Regions from separate parts of the Mus musculus genome. Here regions 1 and 2 are each linked to region 3. A link is a loop called in an ENCODE intact Hi-C map of the cell type or tissue named here. Cell type or tissue: heart. All regions are shown on one strand. Each heading gives the region's core, and the rest is flanking DNA. Links, peaks and the distances in the headings are about the cores only. Region 1 holds the start of Ing4 (inhibitor of growth family, member 4). Region 2 holds the start of Lpcat3 (lysophosphatidylcholine acyltransferase 3). Region 3 holds the start of Emg1 (EMG1 N1-specific pseudouridine methyltransferase).

Region 1 (10,077 bases), core at 2,606-7,605, 330 kb before region 3:
TCCTCAGGCGCCAGAGGGCAGGCACCTCAGGAGAGCCAACTCAGCCCCGAGTACAAGGACTGAAAAATCCAGCTGATTCTAACCGCCTATGAGTTATGACATCCAATGTGTCTATGAGTTGAGGAATACAGTAGAGCACTTCTGATGTTACCTGATGCATTTTGTTTTATTCCTTTCCCTTTTGTTGTTATTGGTTACTTTTATTTCTTTAGTTTTTTGGGGAAAAGGTCTCATGTAGCCAAGGCAGACCTCAAACTCTGGGTATGTGCCAGATGTACAAGGATGACCTCAGATTTTTTTCCCCCCAACAGGGTCCCACCATATAGCCCTTGCTGGCCTGAAACTCAATATGTACAACAGGCTGGCCTCGAACTCACCAAGATCTACCTGCCTATGCTACCATGCCCTGCCCTTTCTTTGTAATAGCTTCTTGGCAAAGTTGCCAGCAGCCATCCATGCAGGCGTATGTAGCCTCAAGTGCTGTGGATTTGGTGATAGCAAACACTGCAATGAGGCATACCTTGCGTTCACGCAAAAGCAAAAAACAAAACCAGGAGCAACGTCTAGGCTTCGTATCTTCTAGTCTTGAGGAAAGAGGTACAAAAACTGTAACACCCCTGAACCTTGTTTATTTTGTGCATAGTTTGTATGTGTGTGGATGAACGTGTACAATGGCCCACAGGTTGTGGTCACAGGACCAACTTCTGGGAGGTTCTCTCCTTCTACTGTGTGGGTCCTGGGGATCAAACTCAGGGCATCAGGCCTGGTAGCAAACACCTTTACCCACTGAACTGTTTCGCCAGCTCAGCATCACTGAATTCTTGAGGTATTATCTCAATCCTTCATTTGATATGGAAAAGTAGAAAAGGATGGCCATTATCTTCTTTTAAGGAGTCCATGAAAGTCAAGGTGGAGAGATGGCTCAGTGGTTAAGAACACTGGCTGTTTTCTTGCAGAGGACCTGGGTTTGGAGCCCAGTACCCACATGGTGGCTCACAACCATCTTTATAGCTCCAGTTCCAGGAGATCTGATACTGTCTTCTGGTCTCTGTGTACCAGGCACACACATGATACATAGATATACATATGGGCAGAACATTCATACATACATACATACGTGCATACACACCTCCCTCCCCCAAGTAAGTCACAGTTCACCAGATGGTACGGTAGCAGAAAGCAGGAAACCACACAGTGATCAAGAAAAGCCTATTATTCTGTACGTACCCTCTGTCCTTTGGTCTAGGTCCCTCATGAGCTGAAAGTTTCTCTGTAATTCAAACGGGAGGTTTTCAATACCTGGGAAGAGACAGAAATAGTTACTGCAGTACACCTAAGTTGTGGCAAGTGCTCTACCACTAAGCTAGACCTCAGCTTGCTGCGGCCATCTTTCTATTTAACCTTTTGTTTACTGTTTCTGCGATGCTGTGGATAGAACCCAGGGCTTTGCGTATGCTAGGCAAGCGTGCTGCCCCTGATCTACAACCCTAGCCGACTGAAGGCTCCTTTGAAAATGAAGTTCAGGCTGGAAACAAAAGGAAGAGGCAGGGGAATTATGACTCAAGTCAGGCTCGGCCACATAGGGAATCTGGAGCCACCTAGTTACATAAGATAATTGTTTTAAAAGACAAAACAAAGAATAGGAAAATAGACAAAAGTAAAGTTCAGGGGCTGCAGAGATGCTCGGCAGACAGGAGCACTGGCTGTTCTTCCAGAGTCCAGAGTTTGGTTCCCTGCACCCAGACTGAGTGGCTTACAAGTCCCTATAGCTCCAGCTCTGGGGATACAATGTTTCTGAGTTACAAGGGGACATGCATTCATGCATACACACACATACATACCCATTCCCATGATTGATGGATAGGTAATAAAAAATAATTAACTAAAATACTTTTCTAGGGCTGGTGAGATGGCTCAGTGGGTAAGAGCACCCGACTGCTCTTCCGAAGGTCTGGAGTTCAAATCCCAGCAACCACATGGTGGCTCACAACCATCTGTAACAAGATCTGACGCCCTCTTCTGGAGTGTCTGAAGACAGCTACAGTGTACTTACATATAATAAGTAATAATATATATATATATTCAAATATATATAATAAATAAATCTTTAAAAAAATACTTTTCTAAAGTGCAATTCAGTATTTTGAAAAAAAAAAGGGGGGCTGGAGAGATGGCTCAATGGTTAAGAGCACCGACTGCTCTTCCAAAGGTCCTGAGTTCAAATCCCAGCAACCACATGGTGGCTCACAGCCATCCCTAATGAGATCTGATGCCCTCTTCTGGTGCGTCTGAAGACAGCTACAGTGTACTTATGTATAATAATACAAAAAACTTAAAAAAAAATATATATGCATATATATATAAAATGGAGTGTGATTCAGTTTTCCCCTCATCTGAAACTGGAGTTTTTTCTTGCTTTTGTTTGTTTGTTTCTTTTTTTAAGTTTTTTTTTTTTTTTTTTTTTTTTGGACAGGGTCTCTGTAGGCCAGGCTGGCCTCAAACTTGCTTTGTAGCCAACGATGACCAACAATAAAATTCTGATTCTTGTCATGTGTTGGCTCCTAATAGTCCAGTGTTAATAGTCCTATGCCAGCTGTATACAGTGTTGGGGATCAAACCTCAGGGCCCTTGCATGCCAGGCAGTCATTCTACCAACTGAGCTCCATGCCCAGCCTGAAATGAGGGATTTATTTGTGACAGGATTCATTCACCCTTTCTCAAAAGGGGAAACCTCTTTTTCAGCTAGCCTCCTGTCTCTGCAAGCCTCCTAACCTCTTCTTATTTGGTGACCTTATTCTATAAACCAGCTTTCTCTCTTTTAGCTTCAACCTCCATCTTCTTTGCTCTCAACTTTAGCACTCATCATGCGTTCTGTAACCGTCCAGTAACTTAAGGCTGTGTTCCACACTTCCTATCTGGCTTAGCTCACTCAGCCTTGCCATCTTCTTGCTCTCTCTGATAACACACTGGCCTTCTAAGCGCCTCACACTTGTCAGCAACTTTCCAGGAGTCCTGGCTTCCTCATCCCACCCACACAGTACCTGCTTCCCCCACTCCACTTCTTCTCATTCTTCAAAGTGCAGTTTCAGAACCGGACTTTCCCAGACTCGGACAAATGCCTTACATAGACAGGCTGTCAAGATAGTCTAGCTAGAGCCGGGTTTGGTGGCGCATGCCTTTCATCCCAACACTCGGGAGGCAGAGGCAGGCGGTTTTCTGAGTTCGAGGCCAGCCTGGTCTACAAAGAGTTCCAGGACAGCCAGGCCTACACAGAGAAACCCTGTCTCGAAAAAAACCAAAATGAAAAAAAAACAAAAAAAAGAGATAGTCTAGCCAGTATTTTTAGTATTTATCCAACCATAACGAAATAACTAATAGTTACTTTGGGTATGTCTCCCTAACCTTCCAGGAGACACATGCCTGGATCAAATTTTAAATTCCCCTCATGTTTAGAAAGTGTCAAATAAATAATTGAATAAACGTATTATTAGTTAAGCTTCTCCACAAAAGCAAATTTTCTCTACAGAGCTTAACCTCACTCTCTCGCTCCCTGTGGTGGGGCAGACTGAACTTCAATCCCAGGGGCTGCCCCTTGTTAGGCAAGTGGTCTAGTGTCATCTCCTATATAAACATAAAGACAGGCTTTCATTATGTAGCCATGGCGGGCCGAGATCTCACCTTATAATACCAGGCTGGTCTCAAACTCAGAGATCTTTCCAAGTGCTGGGATTAAAGGTATGTGCTACCCAAACTTGTGTTTCTGTAAGTCGAACTCAAATGTAAAAAAATGTTTGTACTGAATATGGCTTGGTGCTTATAATCAATAGCACTGTGGAGATAGAAGGAGGGCCTGGAGTTCAAGGTCAACCTGGGCTAAATCAGACACTGTCTGAAAAGACAAAACAAGAGGGGGCTTCTTAAGTCTGTGACAGCAGTTCACTAGGATTACTAGTCACAACAGATTACCAAATCAGATGACTCATCTTTCCCGAGGCAGTCGGCACCACCTTCTCGTTCAAGTAACTTACTTCCTCCTAGCAGTGAATACTAGGTCAGAGGCCTTCTGGTATTGCCAGCATCGACATTTTTTTTTCTCCCGAGACAGGGTTTCTCTGTGTAGCCTTGGCTGTCCTGGAACTCACTTTGTAGACTAGACTGGCCTTGAACTCAGAAATCCGCCTGCCTCTGCCTCCCGAGTGCTGGAATTAAAGGCGTGAACCACTACATCTTATCCTTTAAATGCTGCTTTCTTGAGCTCAGTGTCTTTTTTACTGTCTGAAGTTTTTTCCTGAATAATCTCACTGTCAGATTGAATGCCTATTTCTAAGGCAAAGACTAATGTATTGTTATTACTCCAGAATCTCCTACACTGCTGATTAGATAGTTTATTTTCCAAGCAGAATTCACCTTGGATTTTCCTTCTCTCTCAATCGCAAAGTCATTCAATCAATCTTGCCATGTTCAATATCTTTTTTTGTTTGTTTGTTTTTGAGACAGGGCTTCTCTGTGTAGCTCTGGCTGTCCTGGAACAAACTGTAGACCTGGCTGGCCACGAACTTAGAAATCCGCCCGCCTCTGCCTCCCAAGTGCTGGGATTAAAGGTGTGCCATGTTTAATATCTAAAACTTTCTGTCATTCTCTAAGACCAGGTCTGCACTTCTGATTTGGACTGCTACCATTATTTGATCAGTTACTTTCTTTTATTAAAATCAATGCTCTATTTTAAGATGCCCAGGTTAAGAGTTGCCTAAAAGTCTAATATATCCCCAGCCGATTTCTCACTTCCCAGTCTCTATACACACATACACACACACACGACGGGGGAGGGGGAAGACCAGGGAGGCGAGGAGACAGACAGACAGACATATTCCTCATTTTTTGAGAACTGGATTTTGCTCATAAAGTAAAGCATTTCAGCGATCAACTCAGTGGTCGCTCTATTCCACCCAGCAAGCTTAATGAGGAGCAACTTTTGAGATATAAATGACTAAAGGAATTAGGTCGAATATCTGCAGCTGCTCCAAATGGCAGTGCGTAAGTAACGACGCTGCACAACTTAGGGGGGAAAAAAAATCTACCCTCAAGAACTGAGTCAGCAACTACTTTCCTGCTACCCCTAACCCTTTAAAGCCCAGCCCTGATCCCACGGAGCAGCCCTTCCCTCGTCCAGATCTTGAGCGAGGCCTCTAAGCCCACTGCCCCGCCCCCTCCCTCTTCCCCCTCGAATAAATCTTCCCACGGAACCCTTTTCCTGTGATCTTCAGGCTACCAGAACCTCGGGGCCATGAAGTCTGTCAACCTGGACCCTCTACACCACTCTATGGCCCATGACCCCCTTCTCCAGTTGGCTCTTACTGTCCAGATAATGTTCCAAATACATCCCAGCAGCCATCTTGAAGCAAAACAAAGCAACTTCCGATCTTCCCCGGAAGTGACTGATACACGACAGGCGCTGTAACCATTCTTGGATTACACCTTTTCCGTACCTGAACTTCCGCCCTTACTAAACTATCTGCCTCGGATACATCCGCCGGAAACTGAACTTTTTTTTTTTTTTTTTTGCGCCTATTCACGGTCATCTACAGCGAGGCTGATTTAGCCTGGCTTCCGCCCTTAATAAGGCGGCAATATGTGTCTGCGACAGGCATGACGTCACGCGAAGTCGCCATTTTGCATTCTCTAGCAAACTTTTTTCCCTCCAAAACTAGGAATGTTTGGTAAATGGGGGAATCTATTATGTGTAGTTATATTTTGCAAATAATCGCTTTCAACAAGTAGGGAATCGAGCTGTTTTGCTTTTCTAATTATGAATCTGGCCACCAACGTCCCAGCTTAAGTAGAATAGTCTCGGAGGCAGATGCTTTCTTCAGAAGTTGTCAGGCTTTGCAAATTTAACCCTTTGCATCTCTCATCACTTACAAGTTTCTTTGTGTAGCCCTCGCTGTTCTCGAACTCCAAGAGACCTTCCTCTGCCTCACTAATGCTGGGATTAAAGGCGTGCGATATGGAGATCCATGTTTGTGTTTTGTAATGGACTTATGTACTGAAAAGACTGGGTCATCAAAGTATATGCTAGATAGCAGCCTTCACCCTAGTCAAAACCTGTCAGGTTGCTGCTCTTAGGGAAAGAGAACTCAAACCTCTTAGTATTGGTGGTAGATTCTAGCAGATAGGTGTCGCCTCAAGTTGATATACCCTTCACAGTAGTTAGACCCCATACTTGTAAGATAAAATTTGAGCTCTTTTATACCCAATAAGCCCAAGTTTCCTGCTGAGCAGTTGCTAAAGCAGGACAGCAGGATGTGGACTCCATTCTAATCTAAGAGCATGCTGTCGGATAACTGACTCGGCCGGCTTTTTCCTATACAATGAGAATAACAGACATTATCATTGCGCAAAAGTGGAAATGGATGTTCACCCACAAAGGAGGAGCTGATTGCAATCCTTGTGATGAGAACAGGTTTGTCAAACTCTCCATAGTTGGTGAGTGGAAAGTGCACCAGGCAGCTAACCAACAATACTGAGGTACTACTGTCCTGGATGCCCAGTCCCAAATTAAATGAGACTTCTTTATCCACATCACCAAGTAGTGACAGCTGGCTAGGTCTCAGATAGGAGAACATTTGCCAATCTTTTCAGTACTGTATGAAGGATTTAATCTTCATGAAGCAGTCTTGGGAAATTAGCCGAATCCTTTCATGGTAGACTGTGAGAAGTTTCTTAAGTTTCTTGTTCTGCTCTGTCCAGCACAATGGTCTTCCATTTTAGGTGAACATGATAACCATTATTATCATGGGAAGCTCACTGCATTTGGCATTTTCTTCCATCTTAAACCCAGTAGCTGGTTATAGTTTCCATCACTGGAAACCTTTGCACTGCAGTCTAATGAGACACTATGTATACGTACACAGTGCCCAGTAGAATTTGGATAATATGGGGTTGGGGGTTCCTTTCAAGAGGCCATACATGTCTGTGCCCCTACCATACCTGGCAAGAGACAAAAGATCTCTGTGTAGTCCTGGCAGTCTTAGAACTTGAAACTAGACCAGGCTGGCCTCTTAGAGATCCAACCACCTCTCCCTCCTGAGCAAAGTCGTGCACCACGGCTTGGCTTTTTTTATTTTTTGCGGTGTGGGGGTGGCAAAGGGGAAAGAATATAGCCGTTTTGTTAAATGTAACCTTGTCTCACATATGTAGGCAGTCCCACGATAGGACATGTATACAACTGTTCCTAAACTGGCAATGGCTTCGGAATAACACATCCGGTGGCTTATGAGCCTAGCATCTGTTCTTCACCCTCTCCAGTCTAAATTCTTCCTGCTGGCCTGGAGAGCTCCCCAGATAGCCTTCCCCACGCTAGCTTACACAGTAGCTCACTGCCTCTCATCCTTAAACATGAATTTATTTCTATACAATGGTCTAAAAACACCCCTTAGTTTGTACATAAGATTTTCATTTTTAAATTGCTTTATAACAACTGTATAATTCCTGATTATTTTATCTGAAATCTCCCATGATTAAAAAAATTAAAAGTCAAAAGAAAATTAAAATGCCATGGCCAGAGGACAAGGTGGAGAAAAAAAAATAAGACAAAAATAAAACATCAATATGAAAATTCTCAGAGATAATGCATTTATAAACACAGAAATGGTTACAACAAAGATGGCCGTGATGAGCAGGTATATATATATATATTTATATATATATATTTATATATAAATCCATGTCCGGCATCTGACCGTGGCACCTAGGGAGGCTAAGTCCAGTCCTGTGTGTGCCCTGAATTCTCCCTTCTCTGCAAAAGACCGAATGGTATTGCAGAGAACACAGCTACCACAGCTCCCAGAGCTCCTTGGACTGGGATAGCGAGACTGAGTATATAGGCCCTTGGTTGGCAGAGAAGGAAGGAGGCTGTTAAGGAAAAATAACTCATACTCTTAAGCCACCCTTGGTCACCGGGGAATCTCTGGCACCTTGGCAACCATGAATCAGCTATTGCCCCCTTACAAATAAAAAGGTATAGTCATCACCCAATATAAAGTGAGACCACGGAAGGGGAAGAAAATGGCTCACAGGGGTCAGGCCACGTGCAAAATCTGTTCTTTTACAGGTAAGCATAGAACGGAAGGCTGGTGGCATTTAGAGCTTCCTTCTCTGTTATCTGGGAGGGCCAGCCACTAGTCTTCCATCAACCTCAACTTTGAGGATGAAGAGAGAGAAAGGTAAGCGCCCCACACTGGATAAGATGTGTGAGCTCCCAGCGGATCCTTCTCTCAAGCACCAAGCCCCAGTTTTAAAAGCTCTGCCTGGATGGGGGCTGTTGGATAACACTATCAGCTCAGGATTCCTTGGCCAATCAGGAGCAGCTGAGAATAAGGATGGTTATCTTGCGAAGAAAAGCCATGCCTGAGACCCAAGGAGCTGGAGACAGGACTTGTCAAGGAAGAAGAGAACTTTCCCACCAAGAAGAGTTGACAAAGGAGGGACCAGGACTTCTCCCCGTTCCGATGGATGGCAGTACGGATCTCTAAGAGCTGGCCAGGTGCTCCACCTGGATGGTGCTGGTGGTGACAGTGAGGCAGATGTCTTTATGATGCTCTGCCGGCTTATAGGGGGTCAAGTCAAAGGAACACTGGGGTGGAGGGTTCGGGTTGCTGTCCCCACCACCCCCTCCCTGGGGAGCTGCCCCAGGGGACTGGAAGTGTGGTGGTTGTGGCGGTGGCTGCTGCTGCTGCTGCTGCTGTGACGCCTGTGAAGCCTGGGCCTGGGCCTGGGCCTGGGCCTGGGCTTGAGCTTGGGCCTGGGCTTGAGCTTGGGCCTGGGCTTGAGCTTGGGCCTGAGCCTGGGCCTGGGCCTGGGCCACCGCTGCTGCTGCTGCCGCTGCTTGCACTTGCTGTTGAAGATCAGGAGGGTTGTGTTTGCGCATATGTTTCATAAGGTATGTTTCCTGAGGGAGATGGGTATGAAAAGAAGTTAAGATAAAAGAAAGGGAAAAAGACAACCTGCAAGTCTCAACCTGGGCTCTTACTCTGTAGTGTCTGTCTACGAAGAGATGTTCTGGAGTGGGGCAAAAAGGAACAGAACCTTTAGAAGTCACGGCGGACGCTGAGTTGGCAGACAGAAACCTATTTCTCTCAAAGACCTCTGAGTGAAGCCATTACAACCTTGTTCTAGAATCTCATAGAAAATACCTGAAATCTAGAATGAAGAGTCACTGCTTATGGCACTAATTATCTCTGAATGCTGACTCTAGTAACTGAGAACAGGGGAAAGCAGATGCCAAGCCAGTCACCCACAGACTCCATCAAGTAAAGACACAGTGGACTGCTGTCTTAAGAGAGATGGGGGTGGGAGGGAGACGACGAGACACACAATACTTACTGATGTATATGCCCGACTGCAGATTGTGCAGGTATAAACCTTGGCGTGTTTCACTGTGTGTGTAGATAAGTGAGCCTCGAGAGAGGCTGCGTCTGTATATGCTCGGTGACAGTTGTGGCACTTGAAGGGTTTATCTTTGTTGTGCTGCCGTCTGTGAGACTGCAAACAATGAGAGAAACCAAAGTGAGTCCCGGTTCTTCCTTGGCCTATAGAGAGTTAGCCTCACGGTGATCACAGGCCATCCTAGCTTCCCGTTCTACAGGAAGGCAGTAGAGACTGCTTTGAATAGAACGTTAGGACTAATGACTGGGAGAGGAAATGTGTCTCAAAAGGCACAACCTTGGGTCGTAGTAAAGTTACACTGGCTTCCAGTGGTCTCGTGAGGTATGGAGACTACATGGTCCTTTCCAAGGGCTCACAGAATCAACTCTTCACGATGAGCTAAGGGCTAAAGAGATGGCTGAGTGGGTAGAGTGTTTGCTGTGCAGGAAGAACTGCTCAGATCCTCGGCATCCACGTAAGAGTAGGTGAGGCCTTGTGAAAACAGGAGCATCCCTGAGGCCTCCTGCTCTAGTCACAAAATAGTGAGCTGGACATGCAGTAAAACACTGTCTCACAAATCAGGCGGTGCTCCAGAAGCAGACGCCCACGGTGCCTCCCCAACATGCCCACACACACACGAGCCAGGTGTGTGCC
Region 2 (9,357 bases), core at 1-5,000, 49 kb after region 3:
ATTTGAAAATGAGAAATCCTACAAAGGACCAGAGGAAACAGCATATGTGTGATGGAGAAGGTGGCCATGGGAATGATAGTATGGACAGGCCAGAAGGCTTGGAAAAGGGACTGTTGTTCCATGTACTTATTACTCTGATTATGTGTCGCCATGGCAGAAGAGGAAAGGAGGGGGGGGGTGGGACATGGGGAAGATGATTTCCTCGTCAGGCTTACTTTTGTGACATCGCATAGCAGCAGTGCCAGGCGGTATTTGATGTCAGCACGCAAAAGACAATTCCAAGTCCTAATTCCAACCTTACTTCCACTTAACAGGCCGACCTGACGATGCACTGCTTCCCGTCTTAGACTTCCAGTACACAGATGTGAAACCTCCTACCTAATGAACAGCAAGCGTTCTTAATTGCCAACCCCAACGCCAACGCCAACAAACTGGGTCAGAAGCAAGGTTCAAAGAGTTGCAAGCTCAAAGCTGCGGTGGTACATAAAGCCAGAGATGTGGGATGCTGATAAATTTGGGTGATGTTTGAGTGACACTGTATTGAGCCAGCCACGGAACCTAAGGTCCCTCCACCTCTAAAATCTTAGGATCCCACCAAGGAAGAGCAAAACTTTTATCAGAGCAAAGGAAGATCACCTTGGTATGATATGAAATAACAATGGTTTTAGCCAAGGTTGTTTCAGTATGGATTAAAGTTCCAGTCATCCTGTAGATTGGATCCACACCCTCTGGTGATTATGTGTCCATGTCTCAGCTGACTCCAGGATAACTTCCACATTTCTTTCTCGAATTTAAACTCTTCCCAGCCCAATTGTCTCCAACTTTTTTTTTCTTTTATTTATTCTTCTCAGCCCAATTGTCTCAAACTTTTTCCATTTATTTATTTATTTATTTATTTATTTATTTATTTATTTATTTATTATATGTAAGTACGCTCCAGAAGAGGGTGTCAGATCTCATCACAGATGATTGTGAGCCACCATGTGGTTGCTGGAATTTGAACTCAGGACCTTCAGAAGAGTAGTCAGTGCTCTTACCTGCTGAGCCATCTCTCCAGTCCTCCCCCCCCCCTTTTTAAAAATAGGGTCTCAAACCATTAGCCCAGGCTCAAACTCACAGTTCTCTTGCCTTAGTCCCAGGGCACTGAGCCGCAAAGGCATAAGTCACCACACCCAATTTATCTCAAACTTCCTACAGTTAACCCTCTACTTACGCCTCTCTCAGGTTAAAGTTATGCAGCCTTCCCCAAAAGTTCCAAGGACTTAAAAACCTACTGAATCGAGTCTCTGATCACTGATCTTGACCTAAGAATTCTTACCGGACTTTACAGCGATCCAATGCTAAGCACGGCTGTCTTCATCTCATAAGAGAATTAGATGCGGAGCAGTTAAATGGCTTGCCTGGGGGGTCTTACCGTTTGTGAGTAGCGACAAGAGTGGTTGCTACTCACAAACGGTAAAGAGTGGGACTCCTTTAACTTCAAAGTCCACACTTTTTCCATCATACCACGTTACCTCATGTATTAAAAAACCTCGAAGAGTGCGGTTTTTAAAAGACTATAAAATATATATATAATATATAACACAGCTTGTTGCGACATAAATTCAGGTACATCACATCCTTTGAACCATATGAATAATAGTCCCTTGGAACAAGCATGGAGTTTTTAAGGTTGTTAATAGTGCTGTTTCCCAAGCCCAGTGTAAGAATGTATTCCAGAGTAAATGACAGGTGGGCGGCTAAGGGGGAAAGCAATATGGTACAAGAAAATACTAGAAAGTGGACAGAAAAGAGATGAAAGTACACTATACGTTGGCAATACACAAAATAGACCGAGAAGACATAGTATGAAATAATCGGGCAGAGGAGGCCCGTAGGGCTAAAATATCTTAAGTTCGAGGGCCTATGCCTCTCGTAAGGAGAGCGCATGATGGGAGCTGTTAATAACAAATAAGTAGTACTCATGGCCACAGTCGAACTCTTGAGAGCCACAGACAGACATAGGTCGCAAGGGCACAGTCCGGCATATCGATGACAAGGCGGGAGGTGACTGAGGAGCCAAAGGGCACAGTATGGGCCAAAGAAAATGGGAAGAGGTTCAGAGGGTACGGGCCCCCAGACTTGAGACCAGACTTGTCTTCCCTTCGATAGCTGGCTGGTGTGCTTGATGACCCGCACCCCCAAGCCCTCCTGGGTCCCAGGTTCGGGGCAGACAGACAGGTCCTGTCCCCAGACCCCATTCTGCCCATTTCCTTGGGACTCCACGAGGGGGCAGAGGCAGGCAGGAGGGTCCTTACCCAGGAAGATGGAGAAGATGAGCCGCAGCGCCTGTTCCGACGCGCCCAGAGACGTCGCCAACTTGTTAAGGCTCAGATCCTCGACACCCGGCCACAGCCCCCGCATCTGCTCCAGCGTCTCTCCCATGTCCCCGTCCGCTGTAGACGCCATCTTAACTGCGGGCGCCCCCCGGGGACCCCCAGCTCCGCGCCCCGAATGTGGGCAGAACGCGGTGGCTTCACCCCCAATTCCGGCCGGGGGCCCGCCCACGGCGTGCGCATTGGCTGCGGGCCCGCCCAGAGCCTCTAGACCCACCCGATTATTGGTCGAGCCAGCCGGGGGCGGGGCCGAGCGCAGCAAGGTAGGAAGAGGGCGGGGCCGAGCGTTTGTAAGGCAAAGGTGACTCCCGTGAGGAAGGGAAACGGGCCGGGCCGGCGGGGCGGGGCGGGGCTTGCGATCGCGACCCAGCTGCTATTGGAGCAGGCGGGAGCGCGAGGCGAGGTGACAGTACAACTCGGTCCGGACGGCTCCGGGCAGGAGTGGGTCGGACGGGTGTCCGGCCGGCTTGCTCGCTGCCTTCCCATTGGTTGAGACAGGAGCAGGCGAGAGTCGGGGCGGGGGGGGGGCGGGGGGGGGCGGGGGCGTCACCAGACCGCGAGGTTACTCTCGGTCGCCGGCGCTGGGGTTACTGGGGCATGTAACGGAGCGGAGCGAATGTCTGCTGTCACCCCACGAGCGCCCCCTAACGGTGTCTCCTCGGGGGCGGGGGAGGGGGGGAGAGCGAGGGTCCTGCATTCCCAGCCCTTTCCTGAAGGCTCTGGGGGAGCCCAGGGGCCCAAGAACACCCTTTAATGCTACGTAGCTCTTCCCGATGCAGGTCCTTTTCGGTTGTTCAAGTACTGGGACTCGAACCGGTGCCGCGTGCACGCTCTCCTGCCGGAGCTACAACCCTAGTCCTTATGCAGAGTTCCCTTTCTATAGTAAAACGGACCTTCTCTCCGGAGGCAATGAAATTAGGATCTGCCTATTTATATTAAAAAGAGCCTACTTAACACTTGCCGCTTTAATTAACAGTTAGGCTAGTTTTGTCACGGCTTAAGTAATGTATGTTCCTGATGAAAGTTCAAGCACTAGAGGCATGAAGCAAAATAGGAGCCCTTTCCTCCTATGCAGTGTCACTTCCCACTGATTGACCCCAGGGAAAGTGACAGTGTATGGGGTGTGTAACAAAGGGGTTCACAAGTTCTTGTCCTAAAAAGTTCAGCTATGGCTTACACTTCCATGGCATTTTATACTTTTTTCCAGCCCCCCCCCCCCCTTTTTTTTTTTACTGGGAAATTGAACGTAGGCTTTACGTGTGCTAAGGAAGCATTGGACCACTGAGCTATGTCTCCTGCCTTTTCATATGTCCTTTTATTTATACTTAAAGGCATTTTTTTTTACATTTATTTGTGTATATATTGGGGTATGTTGGAGGAAGGGCTAGTTTTTGCCACAGAACACACATGAAGGCCAGAAGACAACTTTCAGGAGACTGCTCTGTCTTTTGCCATGTGGATTTTGACGATTGAACTCAGTGCTGGCAAGTGCTGTAACGCGCTGAGCTATCTCTCTGGCTCGCAATTATTTTAATTAATTAAATTTTAATTTAAAATGCTTTATTTTTAATAATAGGGTTGTGCCTCTGTGGGTGGTGTGTAGATGAAGATTTCCTATCCCCGGTGTCTGGGTGTTACAGGAAATTGTGAATGGTGTGATATGGGTGCTGGGAATTGAATGCAGGCCCTCTGCAAGAGCAATATTCTCTCTTAACCACAGAGCCAGCCTGCCAGCACTGCCATTCTTTTTAAATATGAACTGCTTTACTCTTCCTGAAAAGTGCAGACTACAACCTTCCTGGATTAAGATTTTCTAATCTAGGCATAACCTAGACCAGTGGCTCTCAGCCTAATGCTGCAACCCTTTAATATACTTCCTCATGCTGTAGTGATCCTCCAACCCTAAAATTATATTTGTTACTACTTCATAACTGTAATTTTGCTACTGTTATGAATCATCATGCAAATATTTTTTGGAGATAGAGGGTTGCTAGAGAGGTTGAGAGCCACAGGTTGAGAACCACTGGCCTGCACAGAGAGCCAAATGTATCCCTTTCTGATGTCATCCCCTTCTTCATGTGAGACTGAAGATCTTAGACAATCACTTGACTGATGTGAATATTCATCACCAGGTAGTTTTTTTTTTTTTTTTCTTTTTTTTTTGGTTTTTCGAGACAGGGTTTCTCTGTGTAGCCCTGGCTGTCCTGGAACTCACTTTGTAGACCAGGCTGGCCTCGAACTCAGAAATCCACCTGCCTCTGCCTCCCAAGTGCTGGGATTAAAGGCGTGCACCACCACCGCCCGGCAAGGTAGTTCTGTTTAAAGGTGTGGTACTGGGCACAGCAGTGGGATGGCGCAGCAGGTTGCGGGGGGCCGGGGGGCGGTGCTTGCTGTAAATGCCTGGCTGACTCTGGACTTTGATTGCTGGGACTCAAGATAGGAAGAGAGAACCAGTTCCTAAAAGTTGTCCTCTGAGTTTTACACATGTATCATGACATGCCTGTCCCCACATTCAAACATACATACATCACACACACACACACACTCATCCACATACACTAATAATTTTTTTTAAAGGTGAGCAGGGCATGGTGGTGTAAGCCTTTAATTCCAGCACTACAGAAGCTGAGGCAGGAGGATTTCTGTGAGTTTAAGGCCAACCTGGTCTAGTCCAGGATGGCTTGGAACTTTGGAACTCTACAGCTCAGGCTGGCTTTGAACTTTGATTCTCCTGACTCAGACTCGCAAGGGCTGCATATGTGAGCTTCCGGCCCATCCCTCTGTCTCTACATCCCATTCTGACACAGGAATGCTAGGATTATGGAAGTGAGTCCTCATATCTGACTTTTTAACTTTATTATTATCTGGTTTAAGACAGGGTGTCACTGTGTAGTCCTGGCTGGTCTGGAACTCCCTATGTAGAACATGTTGGCCTGGCACTCAAAAGATCTTCCCGCGGCTGCCTCCTGAGTGCTGGGATTAAAGGAACATGCGTGGGCAGGTGGTAATGGATTACAGAAGAAGGCAGGTTGAGCCTCTGCTGCTGTATTTTGCCTCAGGTTCCTACCTTGAGTTCCTGCCCTGCCTTGAGTTTCTTGGAAGTGGAAGACAAATAACCCCTTTCCCCTTCAAGCTGCTCTGGTCATGGCCGTTTTTTTTTGTTTGGGTTGTTTTGTTTTATCACAATAGAAACCCTAATTAAGACATTTTTTTAAAAAGTCATTTGCCAGACAGTGGTGGCACACATCTTTAGTTGCAGCACTCGGGCAAGACCAGCCTGGTCTACAGAGCCAGTTCTAGGACAGCCAGGGCTACACACAGAGAAAAAAAAGTCATTTCAACTCTTTTTTTTTTTTTTTCTTAAAACTAGTGAGTTGTGTAGAGAGGAATTATGTACTCTATAGGAAAGAAGAAATAACTGTGTTAGAACTGAGCGTATCTGAGCCGGGCGTGGTGGCACACGCCTTTAATCCCAGCATTTGGGAGGCAGAGGCAGGCGGATTTCTGAGTTCAAGGCCAGCCTGGTCTACAAAGTGAGTTCTAGGACAGCCAGGGCTATACAGAGAAACCCTGTCTCGAAAAACCAAAACACCCAAAAAAGTGAAAAAAAGAACTGAGCCTGTCCATCACTGCCGCAGCGACCACCACCACCACCACCACCACCACACCTTCTTCTCCTGTTGGTCTTTCTTTCTTTTCTTATTTCACACTTGGTGCTTTTCTTTTCTGAGGCACCAACAATTACTTTACCTCTGTAGACAGTAGTATCCTTAGCTTCCTGGAGTTCCTGTGGTGGGCATTCCACCTCTCCCAGTTCCTCGCCCACAGTGGATAGGCAGAACTGTTCTTTGATGTGGTTGCAGTATGCAGAACAAAGGCGGCTGGCCCTCCCTCTCTTGCCACGCCCGCCCTCTTTGGCAGAGGTGAGCCCCCACTTCTTCAGGTACTTTTTGGAGAACTCTGAGGCACTGACTGAGGTTTAGGTGTTGCTTCTGGAGCCTCCTTTGGGAGTTTGCACAAAGTGTGCAAAGGATGCCACTTTGGCATTTTAGCCTCTCCCGTGTCAGTGTTTGGTCTTTTTCCTCAGGGAGGGCTGGAGTCACCCAGGGTCTGGCCAGCTTTCCCTTGCGTGGCTCTGCCTGTGGAGTTCAGTGTGTTGCAATGGCTCTGAAAGCAGGAGTCAGGCACTACTATCTTTTTTTTTTTGTTTGTCTTTCTTTTGAGACAAGGTTTCCCTGTGTCTCCTCAGCAGACCAGTACCACAGTGGGCTGCTTCCTTAACCAACAATGAGAGTTTCTCTTGGACTTGGGCTTCCAAACTTTATAAGAGCTTAACTGCAGGACTGGAGCGATGGCTCAGCAGTTAGGAGAACTGGCTACTGTTTTCCAGAAGACCCCAGTTTGATTTTCAGCACCCATGCGGTAACTACAGTTCCAGGGGGATCCGATGCCCTCTTCTGGCCTCTCAGGGTACCAGGCACACAAGTAGTATACAATGATACATTCAAAATAAGCACCCATTTACATAAAATATATTTTTTGAAAACTTAACTGAGATCTACTGTACAAATATATCGAAACAATAGAACATGTGCTACTCATACATACATGCAATACAGACTACATGTCCTCTGACCATATCTATTTACACTCAACATATATGCAATACAGACTACATGTCCTCTGACCAGCTGGAGAGATGGCTCAGAGGTTAAGAGCACTGACTGCTCCTCCAGAGATCCTGAGTTCAATTCCCAGCAACCACATAATTCCATCTGTAATGGAATCTGATGCCTTCTTCTGGTGTGTCTGAGGACAGCTACAGTGTACTCATACATAAAATAAATAAATATATCTTTAAAAAATTGCTGGTCAAGACACTATAACTGATTTTATGTTTTATGTCCTCTCTTTCTCCTCCTCTTCCTCCTCTTCCTCCTCCTCCTCCTCTAGCCCCAGCTGTCCTGGAACTTGCTCTGTAGGCCAGCAGGCTGGCTTCAAACTTAGAGAGAGAGAGAGAGAGAGAGAGAGAGAGAGAGAGAGAGAGAGAGAGAGCTTGAGAGCTTCCCCCTCTGCCTCCCAAGTTCTGGGATTAAAGGCGTGCATCACCACCACCCGGCCTCTCTTCCTTTTTTTTTTTTTTTTTTTTTAAATGCTTTTCTCATATGGCTGCAGTCCTGTCCAGGTCTTTCTCCCTCATGTCCCCTCTTCCTCAGATCCACCTCTGCTCCTCCCAGGGACTTCAACTAAATACTAGATAACAAGCTAAATAAGACTAGGCACATATTGTCACATCAAGGCTGGATGAGTCAACCCAGTGGGAGGAAAAGGGTCTCACAAGTTGGCAAAAAAGTCAGAGTTACGGCTGAGTAGTTTGGTGTTCCTGTGGGATTCCTAATGTGTGTGTGTGTGTGTGTGTGTGTGTGTGTGTGTGTGTGTGTGAGTGATCACCTTCTTTAAGAGAGTGCTCCCCAGAGCAAGCAGCTGGTTAGTTTACCTTATAATTAAACACCTTCATTAAGAACTTACTACATTAGATATTGATCCTTAAAATACAAAGATGAAGTTAAGTGTGTTGATACATGTCCTTAATTCTAGCATTTGGAAGACCGAGACAGGAGGATTGCTGAGAGTTTGAAACTAGCTTATGCTACATTCTGAGTTCAAGTCCAGCTTGGGATATACATGGAAACTTGTCTCAAGTTTCTAAATAAAACAAAACCAAACCCCAGATAAATAAAATTAAGTTAAATTTAAAAAAATTAGGGATTGTGGAGAGATGGTCCAGCAGATAGACCATTTGCAGTGGTGGTAATACGCCTATAAAACTGTCAGCACCCAGGAGGCAGAGGCAGGTCGATCTCTGAGTTTGAGGCCAGCCTGGTCTACAGGTCAAGGTCCAGGACAGCCAGGGCTATGACCATTTCCTTTTTTGGCAGAGGATTCAAGTTCTATTCCCAGAACCTAGTCAAGCTGCTCACAGTCGGTCCCCTGTAACTCCAGCTTGAGAGGATCTTAGGCCCTATCTGGCTTCTGTCAGCACCGTATGGAACAGACACCCGTACACACAAATAAAAATAAAAAATAAATCTTAAAATTAATAAAACTAGGGCTGGAGAGATGGCTCAGAGGCTAAGAGCACTGACTACCCTTTCAGAGGTCTTGAGTTCAATTCCCAGCAACCACATGGTGGCTCACAACCATCTGTAATGGGATCCTCTGCCCTCTTCTAGTGTGTTTGACAGTGGCAGTGTACTCATATACATGAAATAAATACATCTTAAAAATATTAATAAAACTGGAGCTTGTTATGGTGGCAAAACTCCTGCAGTTCAAGCACTGGTGAAATAGAGGCTGAAGGGCCAGCCTGGGCTACACACAGTTGATACAGAAAAAAGCAAACCAGGCTCCTGTACATGTCAGGCCTTAGGCAGGATGAGGGCTGTGGATTCCAGGCCAGCCTGGGCTACTCAGGGATATTCTCCAAACATCTAAGCACGGTGAAGAAGGAGAAAGAAGGAAGGAAGGAAGGAAGGAGTGGTGGGTGTGGAAAGTAGGGAGATAGAAATAGAGGGAGAGAAGAAGGGGGAGAGGAGAAGGAAAGGGAAAGAGGGAGAGAGTGAGAGACAAAGAGAGGGAGGGGGAGAGGGAGGGGGAGGTGAGACTATGCCTGGTTTTATGTGATGTTGGCAATTGAATCTAGAGCTTTATACATCTTGGACAAACAAACTGAGCTACATTTCTGTGTTCCGCTTCAGGATTTAGTCATTTCCAACAGGTCCAACCCGAGAGTCTCTTGCAGCCCACACTGGCCTAGAACTCAATATACCATGGCCTGGGATAACCTTGAACTCCTGATCCTTAAGCCTCTACTTCTTCCTCACTGCTAGGATTACAGCCCTGTAACACCATGCCTGGTTGGTGGTGAGGACTGGACCCAGGGCTTCCTGTTTGTGAGGCAAGCACTCCGTCAAATGAGCCA
Region 3 (10,077 bases), core at 2,202-7,201:
AATAAAAATTTTATTGAGAATTCCTGGCATGGTGGTTATCTCCCCCACTCTGGGAGAGGCTCAAGGCTGTAGGAAATCACGGAGAAATCACATTGTCCCACCCCGCTTCCCAGCCAACACAGGAAGGAGGAAAGCCTCTGAAAGGGCTGGTCTCAGTCTTCCTTAATCCAAGAGGGCAGATACAGAAAAGTCCATCACATGATGCCTGGGGCAGGGTGGGCTGTGCTTGACCCCCGAGCTGGCTCCTCCAAGCTGGACAAGTGTGCCAACTTCTCTGGTGGTGGGGTTCTTGATGTCCACACTCATTTCTTACCCTTAATGAGGCTGTCACTGGAGAACAAAGGGAACATTCCTATTATCGGGGATGTAAGTGTGAGGTGCACAACACCCCAAACCACAGCTTCTTCCTAAATAAAGGCCTGACAATGGGGAGAAAGGGGGTGTAGGGGCAGGTCCAGGAAGCAGATGGCCCCCAGGACCCCATAGCAAGGAGGCAGCCACTTACCTTCCCCTGCAACCAGCATGCCATGAAGTGAGCAGGAAATATGTGAAAAGAGAAATAAATCGTTAGTCAGCTACAGGCTCAGCTGCTCCAGACCCGCACTCCCCAGTGAGGACGGCTCTTTGCCACTATCTGTGCGGTCCCAGCAACGTGGGTCTCACGTGAAATTGCTACCAGTCGTCACTTCTCATTTAGATATTTATAAAGTGCCTTTCCCATAAGACATCCTGCTTTGCTTTATAAAGTCAGTCCTAGAAGATGCAAGATAGGAACTGCCAACCAGACTGACACCCACTTTTCTGACTGGTGTTCAGAGAAACTGTCCACGGCCCTGGTAACTAGATAGTCCAGGATCCAGGGTAGTGGACGGGTGCTTTGCTCTCTGGACAGTGGGATCTCTTACCGAGTAAAACTTTCATCCTGTAGATTCAGCACAAGGTTGTCAGCTGTGAGATAGATTCGGTTCTGTGATGTGGCGATCTACAGGACATGGAACAGACGTGTTAACAGGCTTCAAGTCTTTGATTCAATGGCCACCCAGTGGAAGACACAGTAACAGAACAGGCTCCTGCTCTAGTACAAAGACCCGATGCAAGAAGGCTTAGTGTCATAGCTCTGTAACAGCCATAAACAAAACCCGGGGAGCACTGTGGGGTCGGTCACTCTGCAGGAGGAAGGGTGCCCAAAGACATTGTTTAAGTAGAAACTCAAGCCAGTTCTAATGCCACTGTGTGACTGTGTAGCAGCCCTTGGATGGTGAAGCCTTCCACTCACCGTTTTAGAGATGTTCTGGGCGGCCCGGATCTTTCGGAGCTTGATATAGCCAGGATTCTTGCTCAGTGCTTCTCCAAGGTGAGCAGACAGGGTTAAGGGTTCTTCTGGGCCAGGTTACATTGGTGGCAAGCTCCCTCTGCCCTCGAATCCCCTGGGCTGTCAGATTCAAGGTTGCGCTCACATGGCTACTCACATGTTGGCTACCCCCTGTGGGCCTCCCTACAGGATGCTGCCAGTACTGTGTGGCAGCTGACATGAGGGCAAGGCCAGTAGTGCTATTGATCTGGCCTTACAGCAGGGAGTCAGGCCTTAGGTACCCCCACCAAGATTTCAGATCTCACCAGTTGTCCCCCCCCCCCCAACCCCCATTCCCAAGCCAAGAAAGAGTCAGTAGGCCAAGTCGCATTCGCCTTGGTCTCATCAACCGGCCCATGGTGGAAGATGGGAAACAGGCTGACCCCGGGATGAGGCCACGCTCTGTGCAACACAAGGATATCATCTTGGCAGCCTCCGCCTCCCCCTCAGCCTGCACAATCTTCTGTCGCTGTTCCTGCTTCGCTTTCTCCACCAAAAACTGGGCCCGCTGGGCTTCCTGCTGGGCTGTGGATTAAGTGTGAGGTGTAAGAAGCCCAAGAACATGTAGCCCCCCTCCTCCCACCTCCAGAAGCCCCCCGACCAGTGCCTGCCTCCATGGACTTACCCACTTGCTTGGCTTCTACAGCAGCTGTGTACTCTCGGCTGAAGCTCAGCTCTGTGATAGCTACATCATCCAGGATGAGGCTGAAGTCCTTGGCGCGCTCTGTCAGCTCTCTTCGGATCAACAGGGACACCTGGGGGCATGGGTCGGGAGGGGAAGGGAGGCTTGGTTTGAGGGGATCAGAGAACTGGAAGGAAGGTGGTGGCATTGCTGTAACCATCTGAACACCGGAGCTCCTGAATATGGGCAGCAAACCCACCACTTAAGTCCTCAAACATTCACTAGAAAAAACTTGGTTCCATTTCTTCCTGTGACAGCCGTGGCATCACCAGACTGCCCCACATCACACTGAGACCTAATCTCTTCTTTTCAGTTTATGCATCTCTTTAGTTTCCAGTTAACGGAGGAAGACCTTCTGTGGAGATGTAAGGCAATACTGCCACTTTCTGTACTATGCTTCCTTCTTAGGGTCGACTGGTGTCAGGTTCTACCGTTTTTCTCCTCATTTCCCACAGTCACAGCACAGCTTTCCCACAGTCCATGCAGCTAAGGATAACCTTAAACCCCTGATCCCCTTGCCTCTACCTCGAGTGCTAGGATTACAGGCATGTGCCACACCTGGTTTAAGCAATGCTTGAGAATAAAACCAGGGCTTGTGCATGTTAGGCAAGTACATATCAACTGAACTACAGATCCGTCCCACCCCATCCCGAAATACCTTCTTTCAGTACCCAGTAACCCTGACCAAGGAGAGACACAGGCTGCCGCCGTGCAGACAGTGATAGGAGTCAGACCTGAGCCCGCTGGGTGATCAGCTGCGAGGCATTGAACTTGGCCACCACACTCTTGAGCACCTCATTAACAATGGACGGCAGCACTCGCTCCTCATAGTCCAGCCCTAGACGCTGGTACATGCTGGGGAGCTCCTGGGCATTGGGTCGGGACAGCACACGCAGGGAGATGTTCACCATCTGCAGGTCTGAGGGAAGAGGTCAGCAGTGGCCGCCGGGTAAGGCCAAATTCCCCCTTTTCCAGCGCTTTCTCCTAGGAGTGCTTCCCACCATGCCTAGTGTTACTGTACAGCCTAGCACTCCAGCAGGAAGATAGTCATGTCAACACAGAGCATGTGAACAACATGGATGGGCGAGGCAGACCCTTGTTTACTGTGGAATCTTTTCTATGGACCTTCCACCAGTACAGCTATTTTTTTTTTTTTTTAATAAATTGCTACTCCTCCTCCAAAGTGGATTCCACCAAGCAGCATAATCTTGGGTTTCCCCCTTGCCATTAGGGCCTTGAGAACCAGAACTGTGTTTTATTTCCAAGGCCTATGGCTTAGCAAACGCATAAACCACACACACCACAAACAGCAACAGAGAAGCACACTTCTGTGGGCTACTTGCCTCGGTGTGTACATGGGAATGAGGCCCAGGCTTGGGGAATCTCAAAGGCAGGCCTTCTAACTATGGTCTACAGGGCAACAGCTAGTGAAGAGTGGGGGCACTTTCTCCAGAGCAAGGTGTACTGTGGATGTAATCAACAAATCAACAGAAAAAAAAAAAGGCCTTAAAAACAGACTTGGACCTAGGCAGCCAGGAAGAAAGGCAACTCTTATCCCTTTTATGCTAGGCAGAAGGTAACGTTAAAACGTGCATGCATGCCAAGTACTGGAATGCACCGTTTTTTGAACCGTGAGGCATGGCTCTTTTGCAGACGTAGAAACCAAGACCTCAGAAACACAACCAATTCTGGCAGCCTGGCCAGGCTCATTTTACATTTGTTTCCCCACGTGCCCTGAGGCTCCCAGTTGCCCACGTTTACCTTTGGAGCCTGTGGGGGAGGAGATTTTTCGAGGTCTGGCCCGAATGTCATAGATGATGGGGTACTGGAACCAGGGGATCCTGGAGAGGAGAGGTCATGGACAGGAGTTGGGAAACTGCAGTTTTATTGATTTTGATGGTTCCCCTCACCACTCGTCCTTGGGCCTGTTCCTCCCCACGACCACAAGGACTCTTCCCAGTCGAGAACAGCCCTTTATGCATTGCTGGAGTTTCAGGCAGCCACTGTCCTCAAGAGCAGGCGTGAGGAAGGGGTAAAGCAGCTCCGAATTGTTAAGTCTGGCTGCAGCCGTCAAGGGTGAAGGGTCAGGGCCTGTTCGCTCTGCCCGCCATTACCTGAAGTGAAGGCCTTCGGCCAGGATCGTGTCCTGCTGCACGCCACCAATACGATTAAAAAAGATGGCTCTATGACCGCCTTCCACTGCGGAGAGAGGGGTGGGAGTCAGGGCAGGCTACTGGCCCGAGTGCTGGTCAGCGTAGGTGGGACGGGGACACCTGGGGGATAGCAGGACCGTGGGTCTGGGGACCGCAACGTCCGGCCAGCGGAAGGAGGCTGCTCACCGGTGAACACGGATTCGCGGACGCCGTAGGCCACCGCCCCGGCCCCCAGCAGCAGCTTCAGCGCCGTGCCCATGCCCCGAGGCCCGGCGGGCAGGCGTCCAGCTAAGTCCTTCAAGTTCTGGGCCATGTCTGATCCTCCCGAAGGCGGCGGCGGCGGCACCAGCGGTCAGGAGGGGGTGCCCGCCAGCCTCTGCCCCGCTCCAGCTTACAGACCTCGCCTTGCACACGAGGATCGGCGGCCTTAGAGCTCGCGGGAGAAAGGGCACCGGAAGTGCGCCTCCCTCCGGACCCGCCCCCCTCCGCCCGGGCGGCCCTGAACTCCGCGCACAGGAATGGCGCATCCGGAAGTCCCGCCTCTTGGTGGGGGGGAATGGTGTGCCCTCCCGGAGAGGCTTCCGTACGGGCATCGCCATTTTCGAGCGCCCTCTTTCAAAATGGCAGCTCGAAGGAAGTTGGCCGTGAGGACGGACGTGAAGTTCTAACTTAAGGACTTCGGTGCAACTTCCGGTCTGCCTACAAGATGTCTGCGGCCAGTGGTGGCTTCCAACCTCGTGAGCGGCGATTTTCAGTGCAGGAGCAGGACTGGGAGACTACGCCGCCTAAGAAGCTCCGGCTTGGGGCAGGAAGCAAGTGCGGAGGCCGGAGGCTCATTGTGGTGCTGGAAGGGGCCAGTCTGGAGACAGTCAAGGTAGTTTTGAACAGTGAGTGCGGAGGTAGGGAATTGATGGATCAGATTGTGTGGGAACCAGGGCCGCAGAGTGCATGGAAAAGCGGAGCCTTGAAATTTGCTCTGGAAGAATGACCTAGTTTTCCAGGCTGTTGATATCCTGGGGGTAGTCCTTTTGCTCTGGACTTTCATTTCAGCCCTCGCCTTGCTTTTAGTTGACTTATCACGGAGTCTGTGATGTATAATGCAAAATGAGGGAAGCATTGTCTATTGAGGGTTCCCACGTTTCCAAAGGCCAGTGACTTCCCCAGCCTTTTACTACCAAGGACTTGATGCTTTATTTTGTTAAATGGGGCTTGACTGGCAGCTTGTTCTGTATTTACCTATTCTGAAGTATGTCTGGATCAGATTATTTAAAAAGCCTTTGTCTTTGCTTTTTTACCCTCCCCCTTAAATATTTACTTTACCTTTATTTATGCATGCAAGTCTGCATGTGGCCATGAGCCACCTCATGAAGGTGCTAGGAACCTAACTTGAGTCTTATACAAGAAAGTTTGTGCCATCTCTCCAGCCCCCTCCTTCCTTCCTTCTTTCTTTCTTTTTTTCTTTTTGTTTTTTTGAGACAGGGTTACTCTGTATAGCCCTGGCTGTCCTGGAACTCACTTTAGACCACGATGGCCTCAAACTCAGAAATCTGCCTGCCTCTGCCTCCCGAGTGCTGGGATTAAAGGCGTGCGCCACCACCGCCCGGCTCCTTCCTTCTTTTGTATGTCTTGCCTTTCAGAGCTAAACTTGTTCAATGTGTAGGCCCAGAAGTTCCCTCCCAAACTCCTGCTCCCCTCTGTTTCTGTCTCTGTCTCTCTCTCTCACACACACACACACACACACACATTCTCTTGCTGGGTGGTGGTTTTAGGCAGTCTTGGGATGCAGTCCAGGTTGGCTTGGAACTCTCCACCTTCAGCCTCCTAAATATTAGAATATTTATAGGTGAATTTCACCATGCCAGGTCTGCCCTGGGCTTAAATTTGGTCCTTAGCCCCTTCCTAGTGACTGTGAGAAAACAAGATTGTTTTTCCTTTGTAAAGTGGTTGTGTACCTTACTAACTAAACCACACAGGATCTGGATTGACAGTCCTTTAAGAGGAGTGCGTTTCCCAGTAACCCGAGGTGAGAGTCTTCCCGTCTATCCTCCATGGACACCAAATAGAAAAGTGGTTTTCTCCCCGTCGACTTCTTTTCCCCAGACTTATTTTTTTTCTGAGTACACTGTAGCTGTCCTCAGACACACCAGAAGAGGGCAACGGATCCCATTACAGATGGTTGTGAGCCACCATGTGGTTGCTGGGAATTGAATACCAGGACCTCTGGAAGAGCAGTCAGTGCTCTTAACCGCTGAGCCATCTCTTCTGTGCCCTCCCCTTCTTCCTCTTCTTCTTTTTTTTTTTTTTTAATTAAGTGATCAGTTAATCAGATTTAAAGTTTCTGTAGTTAGTTGTTATTCCCATCCTAACTACAGGCAGATCTATTCCTCCCTCAGTGATTGTCTATTATCAGTCACCATCATTATTATTGTTTAAAGGTTTTTTTTTTTTTTTTCCCATGTGCATTGGTGGTTTGCCTGCATGTATATTGCTGTAGGATGTCAGATCCACTGGAACTGGAGTTACAGACAGTTGTGAGCTGCCATGTTGGGGCTGAGAATCGAACCGGAGTCCTCTGGAAGAGCAGGCAGTGCTGTTAATTGCTGAGCACTTAACTGCTTATCTATCCAGCCCTTATTGTCATTTATTATTGTTGTTGACAGGGTCTCACTAAATAGCTCTGGGTGGCCTGGAACTCATTAGTGTCTGCTTGTCTCTGCCTCCTGAGTTCTGGGGTTAAAGGCCTGCACCATTACACCTAGGTGCCTGTTAACTCTTTGAGTTCTAACTTTGACATCATCAGACTAGGAATCCTGTGATAATAGTAATTCGCAAATGTGGAAACCTCCCCAGTATCTGTATTTCAGAAAGTAGGTCCACCAGATTCCTTCTGTATACACTAGATCCTTCTGTATACAGGTTCCCGAGTCGGCAGATCAGTCTAACTGTAATGTTGGACAGAGTAAAGGGGTTACCGTGTGTGTTTAGGAGAATATCTGCTACTTGACATAAGTTAGTATCACTTGTTCCAGCTGACTTCCTGAGAGGTCAAAGGTTATGTTAAAACTTCTAGCCCAGGGCTGGAGAGACATCAATTAGGAGCACTTGCTCTTGTGGAGGACCTACTTTGGTTCCCACCACCCACAGTATGGCTCCCAGCTGTCTGGAAGTTCAGTTCCAGGGGGTCTGATGACCCCTTGGCCACCACAGGCTCTGCACCTGTGTGATGCACAACTAGTCACTCAGGCAAGACACCTATGCCCATAAAATGTAAAGGAATGTATGTGTATGTGTACAGTTATACATGTATGTGTGTAATATATGAGTACACACATATATATGCATATGTCTGGCACCTTCTCAAGTGGAAACCTAAGGGTTCTTTGGAAAGTTGGTTGGGTGGTGTTTTGCTGGGACAAACAGTGAAGGAACATTTCCTAAAAGTGGACACAGGTGTGAAAGGCTAAGGCAGACTCAAAAAGGAATGTTTCCCTGAAGCAGACACAGGAGAGAGGACGTTCTGCTCATTATTGAGTATCTTGCTGATTTATTTTTCTGTCTGAGATGGGGTCTCACCCTGTACCTCATCCTGGCCTGACACTTGGTGGGCTCCTAAACACTGGGAGTACAGGTGTGGGCTCCCACATCCAACTCGTGGTGCCACTCCTTTTTTTTTTTTTTTTTTTTTTTTTTTTTAATCTCCAGACAGCCCTAGCTATTCTGGAACTTGCTTTGCAGACCAGGCTAGCTTCGAACCACCACAACCTGGTGCTGCTTCAGTTATTAGAGGTTAGCCCAAGGAACTGCTACGTCACGGACTGAGAAGATGGCTTAGTGGAGGGCTTACCGTGCGCTCCCACAAACATGAGGACCTGTGTTCTAGCCCCAGCACCTATGTAGGAAGCCCAGGCTGTGCTAGGCATGCTTTTAATCCCAGCACTGAGAGACAGGTGGGGAGGTAGATCTCTGAGTTTGAGGAAGGAAAGAAGGGAGGGGCCCAGCTCAGTTTGTAATCCCAGCATTGAAGAGACAGGTGAGTTTGTAGAGCTTGGCGGCCTGCCAGGTAGCTGAATTGGTGACCTCAGGTTCAATGAGGAACTCTTAGGTCAGAAAATAGAAGGTGATCGAGGAAGACGAGACAACAACCTCTGGCCTTCACATGTAAGCACATTGTACCTACACGCTCGCACACATACACACACACAGACTGATGTACGCACACATACACACACAGACTGATGTACGCACACATACACACACACAGACTGATGTACGCACACACACACACACACACAGACTGATGTCGGAGTACAGAGGTGACAGCGGAGTGATGCCACTTGGGTATTTCCTGTTCATCTATTAGGAACCATTTCTGTTCTTGAGTTTGTAGACTCAAGATTGTTTACTCTTTCTATGAAGACAGAGTATGAGATTTTGAACTTTCTCCTGTCTCTTTAGTAACTTCTAAGAACTGTTGAGAACTGCTGGCAATGGTTTCGTTCTGGTCATTCCAGTTTGTGGTTTCCGATCAGTGCACAGACTCAGGCTCCACAAACCATTCTCTCCGCTGCCCTCAGTGCAGCACTTGGATGGTTTCTGTTGTGGTTCTTTCCACATGCCAGCTCACAGCTGTGCCACTGCAGTTCCACAGGATCCGATGCCCACCTTTGACTTCCACAGGCGCCGGGCAGGCACATGATGCATATGTATCGTACAGGCTAAATACTCATCCGTGTAAAATTAGATACATCTTAAATTAAAAGCACAAAACCTCCACTTTTATCCTAATAATGGGTTGAAATCGGACCATTCCACGTTCATTCTCTTTTACATTTAAGAGTATCCAAAGGACTTAGTTTCTGACCATGTACTTTACTCTGACATTGGCTTGAAAATTTATCTTTACATATGTGTATGTGTGTGCAGGCCTGTTGTCTGGAGCTGAGTTTCGGGTGGTTGTGAACCACCAAGTGGGTGCTGGGACCTACATCTGGGCCTCTGCAAGAAAAACAAGCACAGTAAGGCTCCTAACCACGGAGCCGTCTCCAGCTCCTACTCTGACTCTTTTAAAAAAAGATTTATGTGGGGCTGGAGAAATGATGGCTTAGCAGTTAAGAGCACTGGCTGCTCTTCCAGAGGAACAGGTTCAATTCCTAATACCCACACGGTAGCTCACAACTGTAACTCCAGTTCCAGGGGGCCCAGGGTCCTCTTTTAGCCTCCTCTGGCACTATGCACATAGAGTGCAGACATACATGCAGGCACACATGCACATAAGATTACATGAATACAGACAGTATTTATTTGTAATTATCCATGTGTGTGTGTGTACCACATGCCTTTGAATGCTTGAGTTTTCAGGTTTCCCTGGAGATGGAGTTACAGGCCACCTGACATGGATGGTAGGAAATCAAATCCATGTCCTCTGTAAGAGTAATATTAATATCTCTTAACCACTGACATTTTTCAGGCCTCTGACATTGTTTGAACTATTTGGTTAATTCCAAAAATTACATCCCCAAATATTTTGAAATGTGTATTGTCACTTTGTCTCTAGACATAAAAAGTTCTAGTGAAGCTGGGCGGTGGTGGCGCACGGCTTTAATCCCAGCACTTGGGAGGTAGAGGCAGGCAGATTTCTGAGTTCGAGGCCAGCCTGGTCTACGCAGTGAGTTCCAGAACAGCCAGGGCTACACAGAAACCCTGTCTCAAAAACAAACAAACAAACAAACAAACAAGTTCTAGTGATACACAGACTTTAAAAACCCCTTGTTTGTGAGCTGGAGAGATGGCTCAGTGGTTCAGAGCACTGGCTGTTCTTCCAAAGTTCCTGAGTTCAATTCTCAGCAACCATATGGTGGCTCACAACCATCTGTAATGGGATCAAATACCCT

What was found. A loop is a pair of places that touch in the nucleus more often than their neighbours do. Peaks named below come from ENCODE experiments on the same cell type or tissue, not always from the same donor. Only the 100,000 strongest peaks of a DNase experiment are listed, where the experiment ranks them.
Region 1: it touches region 3 in a loop (8-fold over the local background); 10 of 42 quality-filtered maps call a loop at or near these places.
Region 2: a loop joins it to region 3, with 3 times the contacts of the local background. A loop is called at or near these places in 13 of 42 quality-filtered maps.

What each region holds. Positions count from the first base shown.
Region 1 is chr6:125,035,176-125,045,252 of GRCm38, reverse strand. Zfp384 (zinc finger protein 384) reads right to left here. Exons shown (of 12, transcript NM_001372420.1): 11 at 9,382-9,540; 12 at 7,384-8,947. The coding sequence ends at 8,528. It overlaps Ing4 (inhibitor of growth family, member 4), which reads right to left and starts at 5,405. Exons shown (of 8, transcript NM_133345.2): 1 at 5,356-5,405; 2 at 1,228-1,299. The coding sequence starts at 5,392. All of the region lies in intron 1 of 4930557K07Rik (RIKEN cDNA 4930557K07 gene), which reads left to right. In heart, for the core only: no CTCF peak of the experiment used is centred there; a DNase peak (open chromatin) is centred at 5,462; H3K4me3 peaks cover 2,129 bases; H3K27ac peaks cover 1,822 bases.
Region 2 is chr6:124,656,300-124,665,656 of GRCm38, reverse strand. It overlaps Lpcat3 (lysophosphatidylcholine acyltransferase 3), which reads right to left and starts at 2,553. Exons shown (of 13, transcript NM_145130.2): 1 at 2,298-2,553. The coding sequence starts at 2,448. In heart, for the core only: CTCF peaks have their summits at 2,258 (motif pointing right) and 3,079; a DNase peak (open chromatin) is centred at 2,776; H3K4me3 peaks cover 2,276 bases; H3K27ac peaks cover 1,606 bases.
Region 3 is chr6:124,706,859-124,716,935 of GRCm38, reverse strand. It overlaps Emg1 (EMG1 N1-specific pseudouridine methyltransferase), which reads left to right and starts at 4,758. Exons shown (of 6, transcript NM_013536.2): 1 at 4,758-5,060. The coding sequence starts at 4,893. Phb2 (prohibitin 2) reads right to left here and starts at 4,647. Exons shown (of 10, transcript NM_007531.2): 1 at 4,373-4,647; 2 at 4,148-4,232; 3 at 3,795-3,874; 4 at 2,768-2,952; 5 at 1,977-2,106; 6 at 1,773-1,876; 7 at 1,277-1,354; 8 at 906-982; 9 at 506-511; 10 at 1-330. The coding sequence starts at 4,499. The coding sequence ends at 303. LOC115490496 (a small nucleolar RNA gene) reads right to left here and starts at 1,704; the gene lies at 1,434-1,704. In heart, for the core only: a CTCF peak has its summit at 4,685; DNase peaks (open chromatin) are centred at 2,698 and 4,745; H3K4me3 peaks cover 3,603 bases; H3K27ac peaks cover 2,061 bases.